Regions from separate parts of the Homo sapiens genome. Here all the other regions are linked to region 1. A link is a loop called in an ENCODE intact Hi-C map of the cell type or tissue named here. Cell type or tissue: endothelial cell of umbilical vein. All regions are shown on one strand. Region 1 overlaps LOC124901750 (a long non-coding RNA gene). Region 2 overlaps LOC124901750 (a long non-coding RNA gene). Region 3 overlaps CALD1 (caldesmon 1). Region 4 overlaps LOC124901750 (a long non-coding RNA gene). Region 5 overlaps CALD1 (caldesmon 1).

Region 1 (5,000 bases):
TATTTGGCATCAGGAGGAATAAATGTCTCAGTAGCAGTGTTTTAAAAATTATATTTGAAATTCATCCAGGCTTCAGTCATATTGTAGTGGGAGAGTCATTCTATCTAGTCCATCATAATCCTAGCAGTAAATGGAATAGAATGTTTTTCTCTATATCCGCTGAAGGTTTTGACTTTGGAAGAAAAAAAAGGAAGTGAGATGTGAATAATAAACCATGGGTAACAGGGTTTGGTTTGGTTTAGTTTCTTAAACCATGATTATACCATGTTTATTTTTCTGAGGGCTAGAAAGATAGCAAAATACATGGAGAAAAGTTAACTGTAAAAGGGGCTAGAAGAGCTTGACACCTAAAGGTAAAAGAGAGAAAATGTTTCCTTATAGTTAATTACTTAAAATAAGTAGTATTTTCATAAAATAATAAGGTTCTTGAGAACAAGGACAGTATCTCTTTCATATTGCTTATTCATCAAAGAATAAGCACCTATGCACTTTTGGGGATCCAAAACTACTATGCTAAAATGATTGTCAAGGTCGTGTAGACTTATCCTGAGGTCACACAGCCACTGTAACAGATCATAGGAGTAGACTAAAGTCTCCTGACTCCAGGCCATGCTTGCGTATTATATCACACTACACCACTGAACTGAGTCAATATCAATTATTCAAGTATATGGCATTGCATACCACAAAGAAGGAGAAAAAATACTCTATTTGGATTCAATTGTTTTCTTCTTTACTGATTACTTCATACATAACCTGTTTGTTGAAAGAAGCACATTCTCTATGACTATACATCCTCAATTGTATGTTTAAAAAAATAATTCATACTGTAAGGACACAGTCATTGTGTATGTATACAGCTCAACTTCCTCAGTTGCTAAGGATGAATACTGCTCAGGATTAAACATGAAAAGCAGCTCTAGCTAGAGGCCAAGAAAGAGCTGATTTGTACATCAAAGTCATGGTGTCTAAGAGCTATAAATGGTAAATATGTGATGAAAGAGGTTAAGAGAAAAAAGAGAGGTGTACATGCATGAGGTGAGTCAGGCTGGGGTCTGAAATTCTAAAAGGTGGATATGTTTTGCTGATTTGGGGGTAGTTTTAAAGCAGTCAAGATTTGACTGCTATCTCTGGATTTATCCACCTCCCTTCAGAGTGGGCCTGAGTAGAACTGGATTGGAGTTTCTTTAGTGGTTTGTTTAGTGAAGGTTGTCACATGGTTGAAGGTTTGCTTGTAGCACTGTGGACTCCCATTTGGTCATCAGGTGTTGTACTTGTTTTTTCCAAGATAACCTATACAGCACCTCCTCACTTCCTCCAGTAACAGAGGTGAGCTATGGAGGCAGGGTATATTGGATAGATGCAGCTAGGCTGGGTACAGCAGGGAGCAGTGAAGGGCAAGTGTACATATGTGTCTGTGTGGGTGTGTGTGTGTGTGAAAAGCTAGAGATGAAAGTGACATAATGACAACTCTGGATACCCAAGAATGGGCACAGGACTCTGTCCCACAGCTCCCAGCTGTGATTTGTAGTACAGATCTGCTAGCAAGAGACTACAACCACCTTGCTACTTCAATAGCTTTCTCTGATGTGTGGGTTTGCAGTTAAGATCTTATAGCTCTATTTGACTATAGATGGATTCAGCAAGGAATGATAAAAGATGAGGTAGATACACAGAGAAAAGTAGTGGATGTGGGGAGACCAGTCAGGAGGTTACTGCAGTCAATAAGAAAGGATGGCAACCTGAATAGCAAAAGGGTTATAAGTACAATGAAAACAGATATTTTAAAATTATAAGAAAATACAACATAAAATTTTGGTGCCATAAACTTGAAAATCTAGATGAAATGGCTGATTATACAGAAAACACAAATTAACAAAATTGATTCAAGAAGAGATAAGAAACAGGAATAGACCAGCTAGCAGCAGAGGTCAGGGAAAAGGTGAGGTGGTGAACAGCATATGAAAAGATCTACCCTATAAAACATCTCTAAGCTTGAATGACTATGCAAAAAAAACCCTATCAGACATTCAGAGTGTAGATCATTTCCATGATATCCAAATTATGTCAAAGCATCAAAACCAGGAACTTTTGCAATTCATCTCACAAGGTTAGAATAACCTAGAATTACAATCTAACAGTCATTGAAAATTACAGACCAGGCTCTCAAATAAAAATAGATAAGAAATCCTGAATAAAACATGTAACAATTGAATCTAACAGTATATTTAGAAAATATACTGTGCCCAAGTAGGTTTTTATTTCAGAAATTAAAGAATAGCTAAATATTAAATATTCTATTGTGTAAATACTATATGGTGTAAATACTATTTATTTACATAATATAAAAGAATCAATTAATTAATTTAATTAATAGAATAGAAGATAAAGCAAGCAAAAGATAAAGAGTCAGTAATTAGAGAAGTTGGAGGCTAGAAGTAGCCAGTTTGGGGTCTGGTCAAAATACAGGGAAGATGATTATTCCAAGTAAAGAAGAGGGACAATGAGACAATTAAAGTACCACAAGATGTTAAGATCTCTAAGGAGATCTCAGTTGTCCAATAGACATTTGAGGTGGATGCTGAGTGTGGGCTTTTGGCCACAGACACCTCTGAGGAGGCAATCTGTCCATCACTCACTTGGTGACCATGGGCCATTTAATTCAAATCTCTGTGACCCTAAATTCTCACCTAAAAATATGAGGCTAATGTGATGTAGTATATCTTTCAGGGTTGTTGTGAGGACTAAACGAGATAATGAGAACTAAGTAGTTAGCACAGAACCTGGCACATAATAAATTATGGTAGCTGCTATCTTGATTATTAATGTATTTTTTTAAACTGAGACCGGATTGACAACCCCTTCATATGTGCTTTCTTCTCTGACCACCAGAGAGCAGACCAACATTACCCTTCCAGAACGAGCAAATACCTCAGGTTCCACAGCCTGAGAGTTCAGAATGTTTTCGGTAAGCTGCTCTTCTATAAATTTTGTCAGAAGAGCAAACTAACCTTTGTGAAAGGCATAGCAAAATGTCTGCTTTCTTCTTTATATTTTAGTTGAGAAAGGACTGGGATGTAAGTTAAATAGTCACTGAATATGAAATTACATGTAAATATCGAGATACACCATATCTGGCATTAGGAATCAAGATGATAACTTGATGTATTACTTTTCTTTTTGCTTTACATTGTAGGACACTTTTTGAAGTGCTATTATATAGATATAATAGGTATAAATATAATAGATGTAAATATTCCATTTTATCTTCACAATAACAGTGTGAACTACACAGGCCAGAGCACGTTGTTCCAATTTAACTGGTGTGAAAACTGAGGCTTATTAGAGTTTAGTGGCTCATCTAAAGACACACATATATTTGGTGTCACAATCTGAACTTCACCGGATCCGAAGACCACAGCACATACAGGAGTGCTCTTTTGGTTCTCTTTCCCTCCTTCTCTCCCTTCCTGTGTCCTTCCTGCCCTTCTTTTCTTGCTTCCCTCTTTATATTTTCTTTCCTTTCCCCTAGCTCCCCCCTACTTTTTCTTCACTTCCTTCTTCATTATGCAATATTCCACACATATATATGATCTAAATAAAATGAATGTGATTAACCCACCATTCAGCTAAGAAATATTACCAGTATCTCTGAAGCCCAACTGCACACCATACCCAACCTGTAACCTGGATTTTGTAATAATTTTCCTTTTCGTTCTAGTTGTATCATCTTATCACTTATGCATCCCTACAAATATATACATTATTTATTTGCATATTGTTGGACTTTATGTAAATGAAATCATTCTCTCTCTTTTTTTTTTTTTGCTCAAAATTATGTATCTGAGATTTATCCGTGTTGATGTGTATAGCTGTGGTTCATTCATTTTCACAGCTTACAGTACTCCATTTTATTCATCTGTTCTCTTACTACTGGGCTTTTGGGTGATTTTCAGTTTTGTGCTATCATAAACAAAGCTGTATATGACTCTTGCTGTACATATGCCAAACTTTCTCCAAGGTATTCACCTAGGAATGAAATTACTGGTTCATGAAGTGTACTTACCTACAACTTTACAGCTAATGCCGAATTGTTTTCCAAATTAGTTTTACCAATTCCTATGAGCTTATTACTTTGCATTCTCACCAACATGAAATTGTCAGAAATTTTAGCCAATTTCACACCTAATGCTCAGATTTTGGTTTTCAAACACCATTCTGCAATAAAAGGAACCAGCTTCCTTGGAGAAATAGCTGATTCCAGGGCTAGGGCAAGTAATAAACAAGATGATCTTGGAATATCTTGTAGTGCCAGAGAGTAAGAAAATGCTCCACGAAACAAAAACAAACAAAAACACAGCAGCCAATCACTAAGGAGCTCCTAATTGCCAAACCTGGAACAATCAGAGCAGCAAAATAAATACAGTGTACCCTAGAACAACATGGGTTTGAGCTGTGAGGGTCCACATACACATGGATTTCCTTCCACCTCTGCCACCCTGAGACAGCAAGACTAACACCTCCTCTTCCTCGTCCTCCTCAGCCTACTCAGTGTGAAGTCGACGATGATGAAGACCTTTATGATGATCCATTTCCACTTAATCAATAGTAAACATATTTTCTCTTCCTTATAATTTTCTTAATAACATTTTATTTTGTCTATTTTAAGAATACAGTATATCATACATATACAAAATATGTATTAATTGATAACGTTTTCTGGAAGGCTTCTGGCCAACAGTATGCTGGAAGTAGTTAAATTTTTTGGGAGCCAAAAGTTATAAGTGGATTTTTTTACTGCATGGGGGTCAGTGGCCCTAATTCCCATGGTATTCAAGAGTCAACAGTATAGTATTGGATTATAAACCATAAAATATAATAAGCTTCCATGAATTCATACTGATATAAATAAATAAATAGGGGAGATGGGACAGCTCTTCCTTGTGATAGAATTTGAATTAATAAATGTAAAATGAAAGAAAAACACAAAAAGTCTTCAC
Region 2 (5,000 bases), 69 kb after region 1:
TTGTGCCCCCAAACTGACACATAAAATCAACCATCACATGTACAGGCACTGTATTAAGCACTAGGGTGTAAAGATAAATATGACCCTGTCCTTAATCTTGAGGAGTTGATGATCAAATGGAGAAGGAAAGGCAGAAAGGAATCATTTTGGTAAATTCCATATTGAGGTATAGATGCAAAGCTGACAAAGGAGTTTGGCCTTGGGCCAGTATGAGAAGGCTACACTTTATTAGGTGCAATTTGAGCTGGCTCCTGAAGGCTGAGAAGAGGCTCGCCCCAAGGAAAGGCGTTCCAGTGATGGAGAAGCAAAAGGATTTGCACTACGTGGGCAACCGTGAATGGCTGGATGCGCTCATGTAAATAGGCAAGTTTTCTGAATAACCCAGCTGATTTCAAATCACGTTTAGCCATTCCTTGTTACAACATTCCTTCAAAAGAGTCATTTAGCTCAACAAACTCATTGTGGTCCTCTTTTAGACAGAAAGCTTCTCTTTCTCAGAAATGTAGCTGAGTGATGGTATTTTCCTTATAAGAAGAGACGTAGATCAGCTCACTGTCATTGTATCTGAACTCGGGGCTCTCCAGAAAGCAACAATTCCTTTTAATTCCTCTCTTACCTCTTTTCATGCCTCAAATCCCACACACATACCTCAAATCCAAAATAATTCAACCATAGCCTTGTGCATTGATGTCACAGGGCTTTCCTCTACTGAGAGGTTGAGCACAAAATCTCTTTAATTCTCCACTCCTTTCAGACTATGAAATGATGTCTGTTGGTGAATTGTTTATACATTCCAACAAAACAAGCCAACAAAAAAAAACTGAATGTAGTTGGCTCTTTTTTTCTCTCTGTGGATTTCAGAAAATTCCATTATGTTGCCAATTAGGCTTCCAAAATGGATGAACAATCTAAAAAAAAAAATCTAGACAGCAACATTATGTAGAGGAACAAGCACTATACTAGGAATCAGAAAAATGAGTTTTTCTTTTTACTTGTTTAAAACCCATTTATGCCTAGTGTTCCATTACTGGAACGCTGAGCACGTGGGAGTTATTTATATCCTACTGCTTAGGGTCATCACCAAGGTCTGATTGCAAAAATTCAAAAATTGCAATCTCGGGTATAAATGGGTTAAATGTTCTCTTATTTTAACCCTTATCTAAGCTGTGTGACCTTAGGAAAGAACATGGCCTCTCTGAGCTTGGATCCTCATCCATGTGGACTCACACTCTCCCAGGTCCTCCCAGTTCCCTGATCATGTTCCTTTCTTTTTTTGCATTTTGTTTTGTTTTGTTTTGTTTTGTTTTGAAATGGAGTCTCGCTCTGTTGCCCAGGCTAGAGTGCAATGGCATGATCTCGGCTCACTGCACCCTCCGCCTCCTGGGTTCAAGCTATTCTCATGTCTCAGCCTCCCAAGTAGCTGGGATTACAGGTGCCCACCACTGCGCCCGGCTAATTTTTGTATTTTTAGTAGAGACGGGTTTTCACCATGTTGGTCAGGTTGGTCTCGAACTCCCGACCTCAGGTGATCCGCCCGCCTCGGCCTCCCAAAGTGCTGGGATTACAGGCGTGAGCCACTGCACCCGGCCTCATGTTCCTTTCTTTCCCCCACTTATTTATAAACTTACATTCTTGAATAGAACATCTTTATTCTTTTGCTTTTCCAGTATGTTAAGGCAGTAAAAAATATTTTTGGAAAATACTTAACTTCATGATTTGCCATATACATTATTTTTTACCTAATCCAGGACTGAAAATAGTTAATTTTTGTAGTTGACCATTCATGTGATGTTCTTTCTTTCCATCTGAAGGTAATGTGGAGGCGACATTAACATAACGAAAGCATGGAAGAAGTAGAAACGTCAGTCTTTAATACTGAGCTTCATAACTCTTCCTTCATATACATCATTGCCAAATCAATGTCGGCATTTCAAATTGCTTTGGGATAGCACACCAGCTTGAGAGGAGTTGAGGTGAAGCCTCTCCTTTTGGTCTTCCTGTTGAATAACTACACTGAAATTCACCAACATAGTCAGTGGTGGGCTTTAGGCCACTGAATTAAACCAAGCTCACTGGCCCCATCTAGGGATCAAAAGCATTTAGCCCATGTTCTAACCATTGAATTAGACATCAAAGGTCCAAAGTTCTGAGACTGGCTTAGAATAACCCTTTACCTCCAGGCGGCATAACCTCCAGAACATTCCTGGAGGATGAACTTTTGGCTTTCACCAGCCTGACTGTTAAGCCAGCCACCATGGAAGATGAAATGTCTCACCAGAAATCACTCCCAGGTGGCAGTTCGTGCCTGTTTCCTCTCACATGGCCATCATGGGACGTCATTCTGGAAATCATTCTGCAGCTGTATGAAACCAGGGCCAAAACCCATTCCCCTACCCTGGAAGCAAGGGAAATATGGATATGGGAGAAATGAAATTTACTGACTATTGGTGATGAGGTGCTGTTGTCAAGGGTAAGAACTGGGCAAAAACTTTAAGAGGCTGAACACCTTTTGTTTTATCAAGAAAACTGTGAAAAACCCAAGGCAAAACAAGCAAGAAGCAAAATGGCCAATAGTTTGTCTCCAGCCAGGCCTCTATAAAGACCAGGAGGAGCAGCCTCCCAGGAGTCAGGGAGATAGATAGGCTATCTTCTTGTCTAGTCACTGTGAGATGACAAGGTCACAGGGTCACTCAGCTTTGTTTGTAGAATCCTGAGCCCCCTAAATCCAGTCTTGGATAGGAGGAGTGGGGAAGAAGCTTTATGGAAGGAGGAGTCTTATCAAGATTCTGGGGGACCCGCAAGTGGCTCTGGGCCTGGGAACAGCCACTCTGCCATATTTGCTAAATACCTGTCACCAGCAGAATCCTGCTCTAGATGCTGAGAGGAGCTACAAGGGCTATGAAAGTTCTCTCCATCATGGAGTTTGAGGTATGAATCGACCCAAAACCAGTCTGTAAAAATGCATGTGATCATGCATTTACTGTCCCCCTCAGCTGCATAGAAAGCTACACTAAAGCTACCCCTGCCACTCAAGGGTGGGACACACCTGCAACTTCAGAGTTGGAAAGCACCCACAGTAATCCCGTTGAACAATCCTCTCCCCGATTTACAGAAGAAACAATACCCATGCAGTTGGGAAGAGGCAGCATGGGAAGAAGAACTCCAGGCTGCTGGAGCCCATGAGAGGTCCGGTCCCGCCCAGGCTGCCTGACTCTTCTTGTGAGTTAGGAGAAGGGAGTGAGAGAGGCCAGAATCCGACCATGTGAGCTTTAATCCCCTTTGTGATATAGTCTGTGCTTACAAATGGTTAAGACAGTGTGTGGCTTTGCCTCTTTTTCTGCCCACATGCTGACAATTTTGTTGAACAAAATTACAAGAATAGCACAAGGATAACCTTTCCCCTGCCCTCTGCATGGGTCTTCCCGACATTGTTATGCTCGCCTGTCTTGTGCTATTAGATCAGCTTTCTTATTGCATCTATGCATTGTGGAACATTCTGGCTACAAGCCTGCGTGCTGGAGCCAGACTGCCTGGGTTCAAATCCCACCACTACCTCTGCTGGCTGTGACGTTTGGCAAGTTCCTTAACCTCTGTCTTCAGTTTTCTTGCCTGAACAGTAAGGAAGGGGATCAGATCCTCTCAAAGGTGCTGCTCAGCCCTGACATGATTGTGCTTTTATTTATTTAAAAAACATAAAAATGATGACTGTGCCTATTACAGGAAGGAATGGAACAGAAGGAGCAGGCAGTGGTGAGAGAAAGATGGATCAAAGAGCCTTTCCCTTCAGCTATAAACCAGCTTCTCTTGTTTCTCTTTGCCTTGCTTTTAAGGTATCTCTGACTACAGAGGAAGAAGAACACGGGAACTTTGAGTTGTTATTATTGAGGAAGACAGGATGATCAGGAATTTGACCAGGAAGCCCAGGTCACATCTAACATCAGTGAGGCAGTGACTGGTTAAAGGCTTGATGAGAACTGGCTGTCTGGCCCCAGGCTGCCAGGAATAGCGGGGGTCAATGACCTATAAAACCTTAGGCTGTATCAGCTTGGGTGGACTAAGTGATTACCATGTCTCCCTAGAAGCTAGTCTGGAAGCCATCCGCAGGGGAATTTGAACTAATGAACCAGGGCCACTGGGGATGGGACCCAGGAATCTGGATTTTAACCAGCATCTCAGCTGACTCTTAGGCTTCAGGTTTAGAACCACTGATGTGGTCCATTCTTCTCACCGACAAAACAAGGACCAGCTCTTTCTTTTTTCTCTGCTTCTTTTCAGACAGAAGGTGTTCGGGGTAGAGAAGCAGAGTTTGATCTCAGTGCTGCTTCTTCTTCTAAGCCACCGTGTTCAGAGAGCTAAGCATAAGGCAGAATGGAGGTGAGAAATCGCTCAGAAATTCTCAAAGCCCAGGCAAAGGGAGATTTGATTTCCTTTTGCATGCTTCCCCGAAGTATGTTAATTCTGGCGTAAACATGGTCTGAGGCATTACTAGGGTGAGGAGAAAGGCGTGCTGAGAAAGGAGGCCCTTACTCTCATAGGCCTTTCGTTGCAGGTCACAGGATGTCACTGATGGGTTGTTCTGAAAGCATTTGCCCCCTGCCACCCCCACCAAGCAGAGTCCTACCCGCTTACGAAAGCAGTTTCTTTGAGGTCAAAGGCTGAGAACAAACTGCAAATAAAAGCATCAGTCTCCTTTGCAGCTGACTCACTTAGGTCACCCCAGGGAGCAGCCAAACCACTGTATAAGGGAGGGACAGCTCAATTTGAGGCATGTATAAATTAGGAAATGTGTAGTACTAATGGATAATTAATAGGTTGTTTTATTTGCAGAGCCGATAGACAAATTTGGCATTCCGTGTGTTCAGACCTTTAAATATTTATAACCAAGAGCCTACAGGAGTACTGTTTCTGTAGAGACTTTTCTGATAGAGTATTGTGAATTTCAAAGTGCCCTTGGCTAAGCCTTTCTGCGATTTCATTCCACTTTTTTTTTTTTCTGCATA
Region 3 (5,000 bases), 310 kb after region 1:
TGAAAAGATTAAAAAGGACAAAGAACCCAAAGAAGAAGTTAAGAGCTTCATGGATCGAAAGAAGGGATTTACAGAAGTTAAGTCGCAGAATGGAGAATTCATGACCCACAAACTTAAACATACTGAGAATACTTTCAGGTAAGAAGTAGCAACTAGTTAATAGAAACTGTGTTCACATGCAAAGAAAAAAAAAAAAAAGTCAGTCTTCCCATCCTGTGCTTCCAGACAGAAACGTGCTAAGCAGGCAGCATGCTTTTGTTGTGAGGTCATTAGCCATTGTCTTAGAGATACTCAGTCAGCAGGTCCAGTTCTTATATCACTAACAGAAGACCAGCAGTCATCGCTCAGACAGGGCTTAGTCTGCTTTTCCCATTATTTTGAAAGGCAGATCATGCTTGGCATCCATGTTTTTGTTCACTGACCTTTTGTGAGATTAGTGTATTAGAAAACATTATAACTGGGATTCATGTCATTCAATGATTCTCTATATGGTCTGACCACCTTCCTAAGAGACCTTTCTCAGTACCATTTTCAAGAATGCATTTTCTAAAGGTTGTAAATAAATATTGCATAAGACTAAGATTGTTTTGTGGCGAAATACTTGGGAAACACTGGATTAAGCTAAATTCCTCAGATTTCTTTACCACATGACTTTGAGAGCCCTTCATGTTCATTTTCATTGGAAGTCTCTAAGAGGGAGTGAGAGGTATGGACCTACTGCTCTATTTTATACAGTTTGGAAAAACTCTCTTGTATAGCTTGAGCTTTCCCCTCAACATAATCCCTTACCCCATCAAACTGAAAATCTGGGCAACTGATTATCAGACAGACGAGACCAGTATATTCAGGTAAATCCTCATTTCTAAATACAGTCGAATCCTGAGAGCTCTCTACCAATTTTGTAGAAGAACTTGAGGTGCAGACACTGGGCTGGCTACGTGATTCCTGTGCTCCTTCCCCACAAAACACTCTCTCCAACCACTGGGGCCAAATTCCAACCTCTGTTTTGTCACTGGTTGCTGTGCCAGATGTGCCGGAGAGGAGTCTTGGGTCCCTGCAATGTGGATTTCCCCGGGCTTGTTCCTTGGCTGCAGGCTTGCCTAGTGACCCTGTTTTTCTGAACACTTCAAATAAGAAAGTCATCAAGCAGGTTTGAGGGAGAAATCTGACATGCTCCTCACACCAAAGCCTTTGTAATATTCAAAAGCAGGCGGAGCTACTAGGGATGGATATTTCAGTCTCATCCAAGAGGCTAAGATGGATAAATACGGTTGCCCCAAAACAATTTTTTTGTACGTAAATTTAAGCAGAAACCTATTCATATTTATCCAAAGGAGAACCTAAAGCTCACAGAAGAAAAGGTGTACATAAAAGATCTAAATAAAATGATGAAGGTGTAAGAAAGGTAGAATCTATAGATATTACTTGGGATTGCCAAGAGAATAGATGTGAAAATTAAGTTTATTGAACATTCATAGAAAATCTACAAAGCGAGTTGATTCAGGTTGGTAAGTTGAGTCTAAAACTTGCTGAAGTGTCTGTAGTTTAATGTTTTAAAGCCCTAGAATAGTGTTAGGTTCATGAAAAGTGTTCAATGAATATTACCTAATATTACTATTTTTTAATAGTTTAAAAGATGTCTTGTAAACATAAGGTTCTTTTAAGGTATAAGTTTTTTGTTAAGAGAAATAACGTTTAAGAAAATCTGTCAGTAGAAAAAAGTCTGTTTAACAATTAGCAAACTTGCCAACAAGCTTCAAAGCTCAAATTAATAATTAACATGCCTATTGTGTAGAAATCCAAAAAGCTGGGTAATTCGAAGAAAGGAATAGTCACAAGAGATGGTGACAAGTTAAGTGCTAAGAACACTTACGTGTGACTCTGGCCTTAATTTTTCTATTTTGGGCAGGAAAAAAAAATACAGGAACAAGCTGCTACCATATTATTTATTTTTGTTTAGCCACCAACGTATGTGAGTTTTAGTTTCAATTAGAAGTTCACGCTGATTGAAGTAGAGAAGTATAGTTTTGCTCCATATACATATAAAATGAGGAGAGAGGAAGAGAGTATCCGCCTAGCCTCTATTTAGGTAAGTTTAGTACCTACCAGCTTCACTGAAAACAAGCTGTGTTCTTAATGGTCAAAGGCCTGATACTCATCTTGACTTACACCTAAGGAAGCCAAGGACGGGGGTAGGGTGGTGGGGGTGGGGTGCGGGGAGAAAGAACTTTATGGAACGATTTCCACATTAAGTGGCACCCTAATGCTGAGGTCATGCACATAGGCAGAGGTGGTGTGAACAAAACTTTTGCTCCTGTTTTGAGCATAGCTGCTTATGTGTGATTTAATTACTGTTCCCTTTGATATCTGCATTTTCTTGTAACTCGTTTTCTCTAAAACATGACATAAAAATCTCAATTCAATGAGCAAGATATAGCGATGCAAATTATACCAAGGGTTTTATAGAAAGTGCAAAATGGTTTTTTGATTTTTTATTTTTGAAGGTAGAAATTAAAAGATTTTTTCCGATTATAGAAAAAAATACTCATTATAAAAACGCTCAGAAAATAGAAGAATAAAAATAAGCACCCACCACCCAAAGATAACTAGCAGTAACACTTTTTCCAGATATTTATCTATGTATATAATATTCAAGATAAATGCACACACGTGTGTATATTTATATGTAGTATATACGTGTGTGAGTATACTTATAATTTTACATTGATTCTTGCACTGTGCATAAGAATGTGTCATAGCTTGCTTTCTATGCCAATAAATATAAGCCTATAATTAATGATATTAGATTCTACTGGATGGATGTATTAGGACTTATTTAGCCAGTCCCTAATGACGGACATTTTGATTGTCCAAAATGAAGACTGAGTGACACCTAGTGGAATCCATAGATGTTTCTATAGGCATGTGTTTTGCCGGTCCAGTTCCTGTACAGTAATATGATGAACACAAAGAGAGAGCAAACTCATTTTTGGAAGGAAAGACCCTAAATTGACTGAGAGAGGAGTCACAGGCCTGTGAACCTAGAAGACCCTGAAAGAGCCTTTGACAGCAAGGTTTTGAGGGACCCTTTAACCTTGTTTGAGTTCAAAATAAAAGTTTACCTGTAACTGGCATGAGCCTAGACCAATAGTTCTAAATTTTTTAACCTAAGCCCTTAGTAAGAAATAAATTTTACATAATGACCCAGTACACACCTGTATATATTTTTATAACTGAAACAAGTGTGTCAAGAAATGGTACTTTGTTTTGCTCTATGCAGTGCACTCTGATATTTTCTGTTTTTTTTTTTTTTAAATGTTGATTACAATCTACTAAATTGATTTTCTGGTCTGCAGCTTGAAAATTATTGTTCTGGAGGACACAGGATATTCAGAACTACTTCAGTGTTTAAAAAGCATGATATATAATATACATATATATATTATAAAATCAATATTGCACAGTGTATTTCTTGAGCCCATTTCTTGTTTTATTCTTCCTCTTGTTTCACAGCTAGAAACACTGTACCATTCTTTACATGTAGTAAATGATGTTAGGGTGTGATAATTCCTTTGTTCCTTAGACAAAAGTGTCAGGAATAGGATATCTACGTTGACATCTAGTTAAGAATGACCTTACTACTTGCTAATAAGTATTTAAATGGCAAAGCTGTATCTCTGTCTCTTAAAGACTACTTATAACAAGGGCTTCAAGCCTAAATTAAGCCACTAAATTCTGCTTAGTGAAGTCCCAGGCAAATCCAACTTAGGTGAACTCTGTGTTAGTGAAAACTCTGCATTCTACTGAAGTTCTACTTTGAGTATCGACATGTTTTAAAATTATCAGTGTTCTAACTGTATCATACAGTAAATTTATTAAAGAAACTCAGGGGTCACAGTAGGTGCTAATGATATGTCTTCATCTTTTTATAGTTGTGTAAAATACTAAAAATACCAGTTCCAAAATAAAATTTTACCATAAGGACTCTTGGGATAGCATTCTGTCTGAAGTCTTAATATGTTCCCAATTCTGCAATGAAATCCCTGTGTATCCTCCTTAATCACAAAAGAAAATTCAACATAATTTCAATTTTAGTTCTTACTTACATAAAAACGTACCCATTTCTTCCTGTTTTATAAGCTGTTCTACCTGATGAAGCTTCTGCTTCATCTCAGGCACGGAAGGTAGCTAGACCTAGACTGTAGAAACTCTAGAGACAGAGGTAGGAAACGCTTCTCTCAGACTCTATCCTGAAGGTTTGAGGTAAGAGGTGGAGAGATGGAATAACATGTTCTATTTCAGTTTATTCATTGTTTCATAACAAAACGTATTTAATTTCAGGTATAATTATAGTTACAAGAAGAGTACAACTAATAGATAAGCATTAGAATCTGATCATGGCTCGACTGCTTTCTAGCTTCCAAAAGTTTGAGTATATTATTCTCTGTCTTACCTGTGGTTTCCTTGTTTGTAAGATGGGGATAATAAACCTAACCTGACATCTTCCCAGTTATTGTGACTGTTAAATGAAGTAGTGGATATGAAAAGGGTTTAGAGAGCATAAAGAATGACATGTAAGTAATAACCTTAACCACATCATACCAAGCTAATTTCATAATTTTAAGTCTGTATAAGGAGTATTCCAGTTGTATTGGGGTCAAAGAGCATAGAAAATTCACAAATTGAAGCCATAGGTTAATGCAGTCATTAAGGACTTTCCTGGAGCAGCTCTGTAAGAATAGACATAAATCACTGTGTTTAGCTCTTAATCAAGAGGCAATGGGTAATTTCGTCTGCCAGAGATCAGCTGCTAGAGTCAAGCTCAAGGCACAGTTGTGGACAGATGGATTTACTTCAATGCCTACCCTTAGTTACAGCCACTTTTTCCCATTCCCAGCGCCTGAACCTTTCTGTCTTCCCTCCTGATCCATTACTCCAGGCAGACCCAAGTTAACCAGTAACTTACGGGAAAGGACTAGTAAGGCCACTACAAGACTTTT
Region 4 (5,000 bases), 120 kb after region 1:
TGGAGAATCACTTGGGGAGTTTTGAAAAATACTGACATCCGGCTCCACCTAGGAAATGTTAGTTTAATTAGACTGGGATGCAGCCTAGGCATTACTAGTTTTCTTAAAGCACACCAGGTAAGAAGCACTGGTCTAGGCCAACTGCCCTGAGGGTGGCTCCTGCCTTGCAAAGACTATGACTTTGCAAGGCAGAGATGCAGAGATGCAGAAATGCACACAGGACAACGGTGGGGCCTCTTCCCATTCTTGCTGCCCTTTCTCCTTCATGTTCTTTATTCTCCTGCCTTGTAGTGCTGGTCCTTGACTACAAATTGTCTTGTAGCTATTGTCTATAATTTAACGCTTCTGATACCCAGATGCCGGCTGATCCCTCCCTGGCCTGCTCTGACTCCAGAAATTTGTATTTCCTTCTGAGTATTTGCCCACTCTGTTGCAAACTCTGGCTTTGCAAGCTCCCCTAGCTGCATTGACTTGAAGCAGGCATCTGATTCAACCATCTCAGTTAGATTCTGACTTCCAGTCCCTTCTCTCTGGCAGGAGGCTGGGGACATCTCCACAGGCAGCCCTGACCATATTTGTTTAACACGTAACTTCTGTGGGATGAGATGAAGTCCCAGCCCATCCATCTAGATAGCCATCTTCTTGTCATAGGATGAAACCAGCCTGGGTTTGAATCCTGGGTGAGGAAGTCACAACAGAGTGAGAGAGAGAAAGCCTAGGTGACTAGGGGGTAGGTTCCTGTGCTGGGGCCTGAGATGTGGAAAGGAGAGACTTTATAAAGAGAAGGGAGAAGAGAAAATGATGAGTAAGACCATCTTCTTTAGGTAAACCTAAGTGTGTATTATAAATGTTAGCATTGGCCACTGTCGCTTATAAATTGCTGCTGTCATTTAAAAAATTCTGTATCATGTCTTCTTCATGACTTTTTAATACCACCCTTGTCTCAAGGTACAAGCACAGAAGTGTGAGTTGAAAAGAAAATGTCTATAAAATAATACATATGCTCTAATTTTCAACCAAATATGAAAGGTAAACCTAAAACCCACTGCTGATATCCATGTATAATCCCTTTTGGCTCCCAGAGGTACCTCTGTTAACAGATGTGTAGTCCCGGAAGGACTGCTTGACATACAAGAAAATACATGTATGATATTGCTTCATGTGTGTTTTATATAACTGGAATAATACCACATATATCATTAGGAAAATTACTTTTTTTCACTCAACAGTCTATAATGGAGATCTTTCATTTCACCACATATAGAGTTCATTCTACTCAACTACTAAACGCTAACTATGGACAAATAAGCTGTTTCCAATGTATACAATTACAAACAATTGTATAAATACAATGTATAGCTTATATGTGTGTGTGAAGGTTTCTTTAGAGACGATCAGGAAAAGTAAAATTGTTAGACAATAGGGTAGATGAATTTTTATTTTAAATAGGTATTGTCAAATTTATACCTCACCTAGTAAGGCAAGAGAATACCATTTTACATTACTCTACTCAACACTACTATATATTTTACTTTTTTTTTATTATTATTATTTTTAGATGGAGTCTCACTCTGTCACCCAGGCTGGAGTGCAGTGGCCCAATCTGGGCTCACTGTAATGTCTACTTCCCAGGTTCAAGCTATTCTCCTGCCTCAGACTTCTGAGTAGCTGGGATTACAGGCGCCCACTACCACTCTTGGTTAATTTTTGTATTTTTAGTAGAGACAGGGTTTCACCATGTTGGCCAGGCTGGTCTTGAACTCCTGACCTCAAGTGATCTGCCTGCCTCAGCCTCCCAAAGTGCTGGGATTACGGGCGTGAGCCACCATGCCCGGCCACATATTTCAAATGTTGCTTCTCTGGAATGGTATTTCTTTGTTTGCATTTAAGTATTTTTTTTCATTACTGGCGTGGTGAAAATATGCTTCATTATTGTTTCAATTTGCTTTTCATTGATTACAAGTAAGATTGAACATTTTTGTGTATGCCTACTATTATTTGGTTTTACTCCTCTATGAATCCACTTCCCATATTCTTTGCCCATTTTTCTATTGGGTGGCTTATCTTTCTTCTTATTGATATAGGAGTGATTTATAGATTATGGATTTCCTTCAGGGCACAATTCACATTGTAGTCTACTTGAATGGCTCCCCCCGGTGGTGTACAGTACACAGCCTGCACAGCCATAACTGGCAGTCAGCTTTTGTTTGTGATAAATATGTAAATATTTTATCCTTACTCTGTCTCTTGTCTTTACATTTTACTTGTGTTATTTTTCACAGTGTAGAAGTTGTTTTTCTAGTCATATTTATCATTCTTTTCCTTTGTGTTGTTTGCCTTCTGAGTCTTGTTTAAGATAATCTTTCCTACCCAAAGTAAAACATTTTCCTGTATTTCCTCTGATTCTTTTATAGTTTTACTTTTTATGCTCATATATTTAATCTATCTGGAAATGACTGGTGGATGATGTGAGATAGGGATCTAAACATTATCTTTGTCCAAATGGATAACCAATAATACCAACAAATTATTGAATAGACATCCAAAAGACATCCCTTAACTAAAATACTACCTCTACCACCATGCCCTGCTAATTTGTGTATTTTTAGTAAAGACAGGGTTTCACTATGTTGGCCAGACTCGTCTTGAACTCCTGACCTCAGGTGATCCACCCGCCACGGCCTCCCAAAGTGCTGGGATTACAGGTGAGAGGCAGAAGAATTGCTTGAACCTGGGAGGCGGAGGTTTCAGTGAGCCTAAATCGCACCATTGCATTCCAGCCTGGGGAACGAGAGTGAGACTTTGTCTCAAAAAAAAAAAAAAAAAAACTAAAAATTAAAAAAAACCTAAAACTAAAAAATTCAAAAATTAAATACTATCTCTATCATATGGCATTTTTTTCCTATATTTGTAGGTCCATTTTGAGGCTCTGAATTCTGTTCTTATGATTAAAATTATATTTGGAGAAATTATTCATTTAGCTACAGTAGTCATGGGTTATCATGATCTATTAGTGAGAGTTTGGGTTTAAATAAAAATCTACTCTATATTAAGTTTAATTCATAGTATATAACTTGATGTTATAATAAACTATGTATTATAAATTATATGGAGTTCTCACTTCTGACAGGAGGCTCAGTCTAAATAACCCTTTTGTTATCTTTTAAAGCTCCCACATTGAGGACCTGCATGATTCTTAGATCAGATCTTGGTGTCCAGTGAAGCAGCCAACTTGATTTTATTTCTTCCTGAATATTATTATGACTTGAAACTCATAACTTGATTCATAGTGTATTAATAAAATTAATTCATATATCTTTTAAGTAAACTGATAATTTAGAACAAGAGTTCAAAAATATAAATATGAGCTTTTCCATGGGCCCGTAGGAACCTTAAATGCCATCCAATAGCACAGTTTGACAAATAGTAGTCAGTGAATAAATATATGCAGAATGACTGAAAGTAGCGCTATGCGTAACTTGAAAACCGCCACTTACGCTCATTTTTCTAGGCACTTTACTGATTTGCTTCATTCAGAGTAGCTGTTTTGCTCTTGCTGTTTTAAGGCATATGGTATTAGAACTTGGCATGAATTGCTTTCTTTGCCAGAAAATTTTGAGTCAATTTAGTTTTTTTCTTGGGCTTTTTTTTTAAGCCTGAGACACTTAGTTGTTTAGTTATTGGCTATCAAATAAACCCCTGAAGCATAAACATTATTCTCCATATTGGCTTTCCATATGGTGCAACTGAATGAAAACTGCACTTACTTTACTCTTCCTTCTCTCTGGAGAGCACAGCCTACGTAGACTAGAATGTGAATGACGACCCCTGGAGTTGTGCAGTGCACAGTACTGTTCTCCTTCCACCTCCCACTTCCATTCTCTACGTTTCTCTATCCAAAAAGATCCTCCTGGCTCTGCCTATAGATAGATCCTACTATCTATCCTGTATGTTCGCTTGTTGATGCTTACAATTTGCAGGTCTGTGTTCCTTGAAGACCTCATTCCACAGACTGCAAACGTTACTCATGTAATTAGCCTGGAGACTTCTAGCAGTTTCCAGGCCTGAGTTCTTATCAGGGTTTGTCTTACAAGAGTTCAAATGGTCTCCTGTATGACTATTTTAAAAATATGGAGGCCAGGTGCAGTGGCTCATGCCTGTAATCCCAGCACTTTGGGAGGCCGAGGTGAGTGGTTCACGAGATCAGGAATTCAAGACCAGCCTGGCCAACATGGTGAAACCCTGTCTCTACTAAAAATACAAAAATTAGCCGGGCATGGTGGTGCGCGCCTGTGATCCCAGCTACTCGGGAGGCTGAGGCAGGAGAATTGCTTGAACCCGGGAGGCAGAGGTTGCAGTGAGCAGAGATCACACCACTGCACTCCAGCCTGGGCGACAAAGCTAGACTCCGTCTAAAAAAATAAAAATAAAAAAAAAAAGGAGTCCAGCAAAACTTTCAGAATGGCTCTACAGGAGGATGGCTTGCTTATCCACACAGGTATTATTGATTCTGCACAGGCATCTATTTGATGACAATGCAAGGCTCGTACCTTGAGTCAAACTTGTAACCAGCTGAGCACAGGGACTCTGTTCAGTATAGCAAACACAGTTTACGTGGGCCCACCCAGAAACTTTCTACAAGTACATTCCACATGCTGAGTGTGCGGGTGATGCTAGCTGATTCAGACTGTTGTGTGCAACTCTATGCTTCTTTCCTAAAGCCTGTGTGAGATGATGCAAAGCTAAAGTCAAAACTCCAAGACTTATGGATTGTTAGAACTGAAAACACTTTAGGGACTTTCTTGTTGAACCATCTCATTTTAGAACTGGGATGACTGCCTGTTGACTCTAGTATATTTCATTTATAAATATATAGGCACACACATTTATAACATATATAATCAACCATATTAATCATATTACTAGCAAATGAATGAAAAATTCATGTACATTTAAACTTTAAGTGAACTGGTCATTTGGGATATAAGCATGTGAAGTTA
Region 5 (5,000 bases), 320 kb after region 1:
TGGAGTGCAGTGGCACCATCTTGGCTCACTGCAACTTCCGCCTCCCAGGTTCAAGCGATTCTTCTGCCTCAGCCTCTCGAGTAGCTGGGACTACAGGTGCACGCCACCATGCCCAGCTAATTTTTGTATTTTTAGTAGAGACAGGGTTTCACCATATTGGCCAGGCTGGTCTCGAACTCCTCACCTCATGATCCGCCCACCTTGGTCTCCCAAAGTGCTGGGATTACACGCATGAGCCACCATGCCCGGCTCACTTAGTCTTTATGATGGTCTAGGTCCCAGTCATATTTCTGATACCTCCCAAATAAATTATTTGTACTTGAACCCTTGTCTCAAGGTCTGCTTCAGGGAAAATTTAAACTAAGCCACAGAGGGATTATACATTTAATATCTGATTATTTATGAAATACTTAATGCATGCTATGTCCTATGAGGGAAAGAACAAAGCAAGGTGGCTGCCCTGATGGCTCTAATGACTGCCTCAAAGAAACAATTCAAGAATTACAAAAGTGAGCAGAGCAAAATGAGTAGAGAAAGGCCTTGTGGAGTAGGCAAGCTTTATTTATAAACTCTGAAATTTGAATTTTATGTAATTTTATTGTGCTTTTCTAATGTCATGAAATATTATTCTTCTTTTGATTTTTTTTTAACCGTTTAACAGTGTGAAAACCATTCTCAAGGCCAGGTGCGGTGGCTCACACCTGTAATGCCAGCACGTTGGGAGGCTGAGGCAGGTGTATCACCTGAGGTCAGGAGTTTGAAACCAACCTGGCCAACATGGTGAAACCTCGTCTCTACTAAAAATACAAAAATTAGCCAGGCAAAGTGGCAGGTGCCTGTAATCCCTACTCAGGAGCCTGAGACAGGAGAATCACTTGAACCTGGGAGGCAGAGGTTAGCTGGGCGCAGTGGCGCATGCCTGTAATCCCAGCTACTTGAGAGGCTGAGGCAGAAGAACTGCTTGAACCTGGGAGGCAGCAACAAAAGCAAAACTCCGTCTCAAAAAAAAAAAAAGAAAAGAAAAAGAAAACCATGTTCTCTCTTTCTACCTTCTTTAAAATCCCACCCAAGCCTTCCTTGAACAGTCTTGGTAACATGAAGAAAATAGTAGTCATCTAGACTTCCAAATTCTACTGTGGTTTTTTTTTTTTGTTTTTTTTTTTCAGGAGAAACTACAACCTACCCTACCCTCCTCTAATTATTTCTTCTCTACCAAATTTCTCAACGTACCTATTTCTCTGGTCTTTCCCTCAGCCAGATGCTGGCTTCCCATTTCATCTAGTACCCCCAGGAAGCCATTTATCTACTCCCTCTGATGGAGAGGCATTTGTCTGCAATTGATTAAAGTAGATGTATAAAAAAGGTCTAGGTTATTTTAAATTTCTATGTAAGAGAGACACATATTCAGGGGCAGACAGTCTATGCTTCCCTCCATGTATGTGCCTTGAAGAACTTGCTGTGACTCTGATTTTCAAGCTCAATTTCATATTCTACAATGTAATTGGGATAGCTATTGATACCCTTGGCCCTGCAACTTTTATAAGTGGTCACAAGTTAGCATTGTAGAATACCAATGGGAGGAAAAATATTTGCTATTTGACATCAAAATACTACCAACTACTGTATTTTTAAAAAATATCTCATGATTTCTATTCCTTGTTTGGGAAAGTCTGTACCTAGTTTTTCATCATTAAATTATGTTAGCAGTGACTGATTTTCATATGCAATAAAGAATAGATTTTAAGTAAATTAAATTCAAAGATTTTTTAATTTCTATTGCCTTTATTGGTTGGGGCAGGGTGTGGAGTAACGAGAGCACCAATTTTCTAAAACGAATGGTGTGCTTTTATTCCAAGTTTTATCGAGACAATACTGCCACCTCTTGGTCTTCAGAAGAACCAATTTCCCTTGTTAAATTCCTTAAACAGAACATTTAATATACAAATTCAGTACAAATTGTTTAGAGCCACTAAGTTAGGATATTTTCTAGCAGGAGTGCATCAGTAAACGGACAGTGCATCCTGACAAAATGTGCGAAATGCAATGATGAAGTCAGGCTATGTTAGCTATGATAGAAGCAAAAGGAGGAGTAGGAATCTGAGAATCTCGGTGATTTGAATAAATGCCATGGCCAAGGTTAGAAAGATGATCCCTGAGTCATAAAGATGCTGCAGGTGGGACAAAGAACAGTTCTCACCTCCGCTATCCCCTTCTGCAGTGCCTCTATCCTCCCACCACACTGAATTTTTCTTTATCCCCAGTCTCACCACGCTGCGTGCCTTGTGGCTCTCCAAATCTTTGTACATGTGCTTGCTTTGCCAGAAATGCCCTTTCCTGGCTAAGCCATGCACTTCCTTCCTCACTTTCATAAACTCATTTCTGAAACCATGTAAACCAGAAACTACTAATCTCAGCTCAAATATCAACACTACTGAAAAGCCTTCTCCACCTCCCCCAGATAGTTACTTCTTATACACACAGCATTTTTTTCTTTAATATTGTACCTACTGTTAATTTTTAAATATTTTATTTTATATACTTTACTAGTCTTCCCTACTAAATTCTGTGTTCCTTAAAGAATAAGACCTTGTCAGTCAGGCACAGTGGTTCACACCTGTAATCCCAGCACTTTGGGAGTCCAAGGTGGGCGAATCATGAGGTCAAGAGATCGAGGCCATCCTGGCCAACATGGTGAAATCCCATCTCTACTGAAAATACAAAAATTAGCTGGGCATGGTGGCGCGCATCTGTAGTCCCAGCTACTCGACGCTGAGGCAGAAGAATCACTTGAACCCGGGAGGTGGAGATTGCAGTGAGCCGAGATTCCACCACTGCACTCCATCCTGGCAACAGAGTGAGACTCTGTCTCAAAAAAGAAAAAGAAAAAGACCTTGTCTATCTTAGCTTGCTTAGGTTGCCATAACAAAATACCATAGACTGGATGGATTAAACAATAGAAATGTATTTCTCACAGTCCTGGAGGCTGGAAGTCCAAAATCAAGGTGCAAGCAGATTCAGTTTCTGGTGAGAGCCCTCTTCATGGCTTGCAGATGGCTGCCTTCTTACTGTGTCTTCACATGGAGGAAAGAGAGCAAGTGAGCTCTCTAGTGTGTCTTCCTGTAGGGATAACAATCCTGTAGGATCAGGGTTCCACCGCTCTGATCTCATTTAACCTTAATTACTTCCTTAGAGGCCCCATTTCCAAGTACAATCACATTGGGGGTTAGGGCCTCAACACATGCATTTTAGGGGGACACAGTTCGATCAATAGCACTATTTTATTTATTAGTATTCAATTTTATATAGAAGGTACTGAGTATATTATTTATTGGCTAATTGTTTGGCTGACAGGCTGGCAGGGATAAAAATAGGATAGATGGATGGATAGATGGATGGATGGATGGACGGACGGACGGATGGGTAATATTTATTAAAAGTGCCAGTGCATTGCATAGTTCTAAACTGTTTCACCTTACTCACCTGGGAATTTTTTCTACAGAAATATACTTCTAAGTTTATAATTAAAATCAGAAAAATAAGAGTTACTTTACAGATGTTTTATATATCCCATAAAGTCAGCACTACTTATAGTACTTTTTTGCATAGTTTTTTAAGTAAGAGTTTGCTTTTGTCTTTGTAGGAAATCATCAGAAAGAATGAAATGCTCTTACTAGTATCTATAAAACTGTTATTCAACTGATATTAGAGAGGAAGCATGTTTTCAAAAAAAAAAAACTCTGTGGTATTTATTAATTGCTCATGAATCCCAGACCAGTCTGGGTCAGAAAGAACCCCTCACATCTTGGAGAATTGTGTGTATCCCCTCAAAATTCATATGTTGAAATCCTAATCTGCAATATGATGGTATTAGGAGGTGGGATCTTTGGAAGACAATTAGGTCATGAGGGTGGAGGCCCCCTTAATGGGATTAGTGCCCTTGTAAGAAGAGACACAGAACCTTATTTGCTCCCTCTCTATTCTGCACTATATGAGGACACAGCAGGAAGGTGGCCATCTGCAAACCATGAAGAGAGGTCTCACCAGACCCCAACCATGCTGGCAACCTAATCTTAGACTTCCCAGTCTCCGGAACTGTGAGAAATGTTTGTTGTTTTAAGGCACCCAGTCTATGGTAATTTCTCACATTAACCAAGACTCACTGAGACAAGGGGCCACTCAAACATACTAGCCTAGGGCAACTAAAATCCAGTAGATTTCTTGACTGTCCTGAACAGGGAAGAAAATGGAACTTTTCAGCGTGCATGTGCTTTGGCACATGCAGTCATAAGCAAAGAAGGTATTTGCTCATGGTATTGATAGGTGATGGGTGGTAGAGGATATTTCTAGCCTGGAGTTGGGTGTGGCATGGATTCAACAAATATTTGCTTATTGCTAACATCTAAATTTAAGTGTTACAGTTTCAGTAAAATATAATGTTTGATTTAGCAGCTTCAGTTGTAGCAAAAAAGTTCCTAGCTTTAAAAAAAAAAGAACTCATCAAAGACTACTAACTGCTGATTTTTTCTATGTCCAACCCTGTTTCTCTGGGCTCATTTCCTCATTTCACACTTGGGCTAAGAGGGGCTTCATGGGAAGCCTCAGCCATTACAGATGAGCTGTGCCCCATCCTCATTCTACCTGTATCCCGCCTTTTACGTTCCAAGGCTAATTAAGTTCAGCAATAGGCTTGATCATTGACCCTTGTCAAGTTAGGAAATCAGGTTAAGCAATAAGGGACTAGTTCACATTTCCTAGTTATTCAATCCTGTTACATACCAAATACATAGTTAAAACATTATGGGAAAATTTTGTTACTCGAATAGCATGGTATGTCTCTAGTAAATACATCCTAAAGGGTAACAGTGTGTGTTTTTGAAAAAATTATTTGTTTGTTGTTGTTGCATTTTGTTTGTTTGTTTTGAGACAGATGCTCACTCTGTCACCCAGGCTGGAGTGCAGTGGCACAATCTTGGCTCACTGCAATCTCTCCCTCCCAGGTT

What was found. Peaks named below come from ENCODE experiments on the same cell type or tissue, not always from the same donor. Only the 100,000 strongest peaks of a DNase experiment are listed, where the experiment ranks them.
Region 2: it touches region 1 in a loop (18-fold over the local background); 24 of 110 quality-filtered maps call a loop at or near these places.
Region 3: a loop joins it to region 1, with 12 times the contacts of the local background. A loop is called at or near these places in 37 of 110 quality-filtered maps.
Region 4: a loop joins it to region 1, with 10 times the contacts of the local background. A loop is called at or near these places in 25 of 110 quality-filtered maps.
Region 5: a loop joins it to region 1, with 11 times the contacts of the local background. A loop is called at or near these places in 36 of 110 quality-filtered maps.

What each region holds. Positions count from the first base shown.
Region 1 is chr7:134,630,251-134,635,250 of GRCh38, forward strand. The region is part of intron 1 of LOC124901750 (a long non-coding RNA gene); the gene reads right to left. Among named protein-coding and RNA genes, the nearest start is that of BPGM, 14 kb to the right of the region's middle. In endothelial cell of umbilical vein, a CTCF peak has its summit at 2,856 (motif pointing right); DNase peaks (open chromatin) are centred at 781 and 2,911; H3K27ac peaks cover 2,257 bases.
Region 2 is chr7:134,699,378-134,704,377 of GRCh38, forward strand. The region is part of intron 1 of LOC124901750 (a long non-coding RNA gene); the gene reads right to left. Among named protein-coding and RNA genes, the nearest start is that of BPGM, 55 kb to the left of the region's middle. RefSeq lists silencers at 3,520-3,814, 4,385-4,595. In endothelial cell of umbilical vein, a CTCF peak has its summit at 2,087; DNase peaks (open chromatin) are centred at 2,104 and 3,414.
Region 3 is chr7:134,941,100-134,946,099 of GRCh38, forward strand. CALD1 (caldesmon 1) reads left to right here. Exons shown (of 15, transcript NM_033138.4): 7 at 1-138. Among named protein-coding and RNA genes, the nearest start is that of AGBL3, 43 kb to the right of the region's middle. In endothelial cell of umbilical vein, a CTCF peak has its summit at 2,942 (motif pointing left); DNase peaks (open chromatin) are centred at 272 and 2,882; H3K27ac peaks cover 1,124 bases.
Region 4 is chr7:134,753,464-134,758,463 of GRCh38, forward strand. All of the region lies in intron 1 of LOC124901750 (a long non-coding RNA gene), which reads right to left. It also overlaps a transcript of CALD1 not described here. Among named protein-coding and RNA genes, the nearest start is that of CALD1, 24 kb to the right of the region's middle. In endothelial cell of umbilical vein, a CTCF peak has its summit at 2,195 (motif pointing left); a DNase peak (open chromatin) is centred at 2,138.
Region 5 is chr7:134,952,518-134,957,517 of GRCh38, forward strand. The region is part of intron 9 of CALD1 (caldesmon 1); the gene reads left to right. Among named protein-coding and RNA genes, the nearest start is that of AGBL3, 31 kb to the right of the region's middle. In endothelial cell of umbilical vein, CTCF peaks have their summits at 1,885 (motif pointing left) and 2,100; no DNase peak of the experiment used is centred here.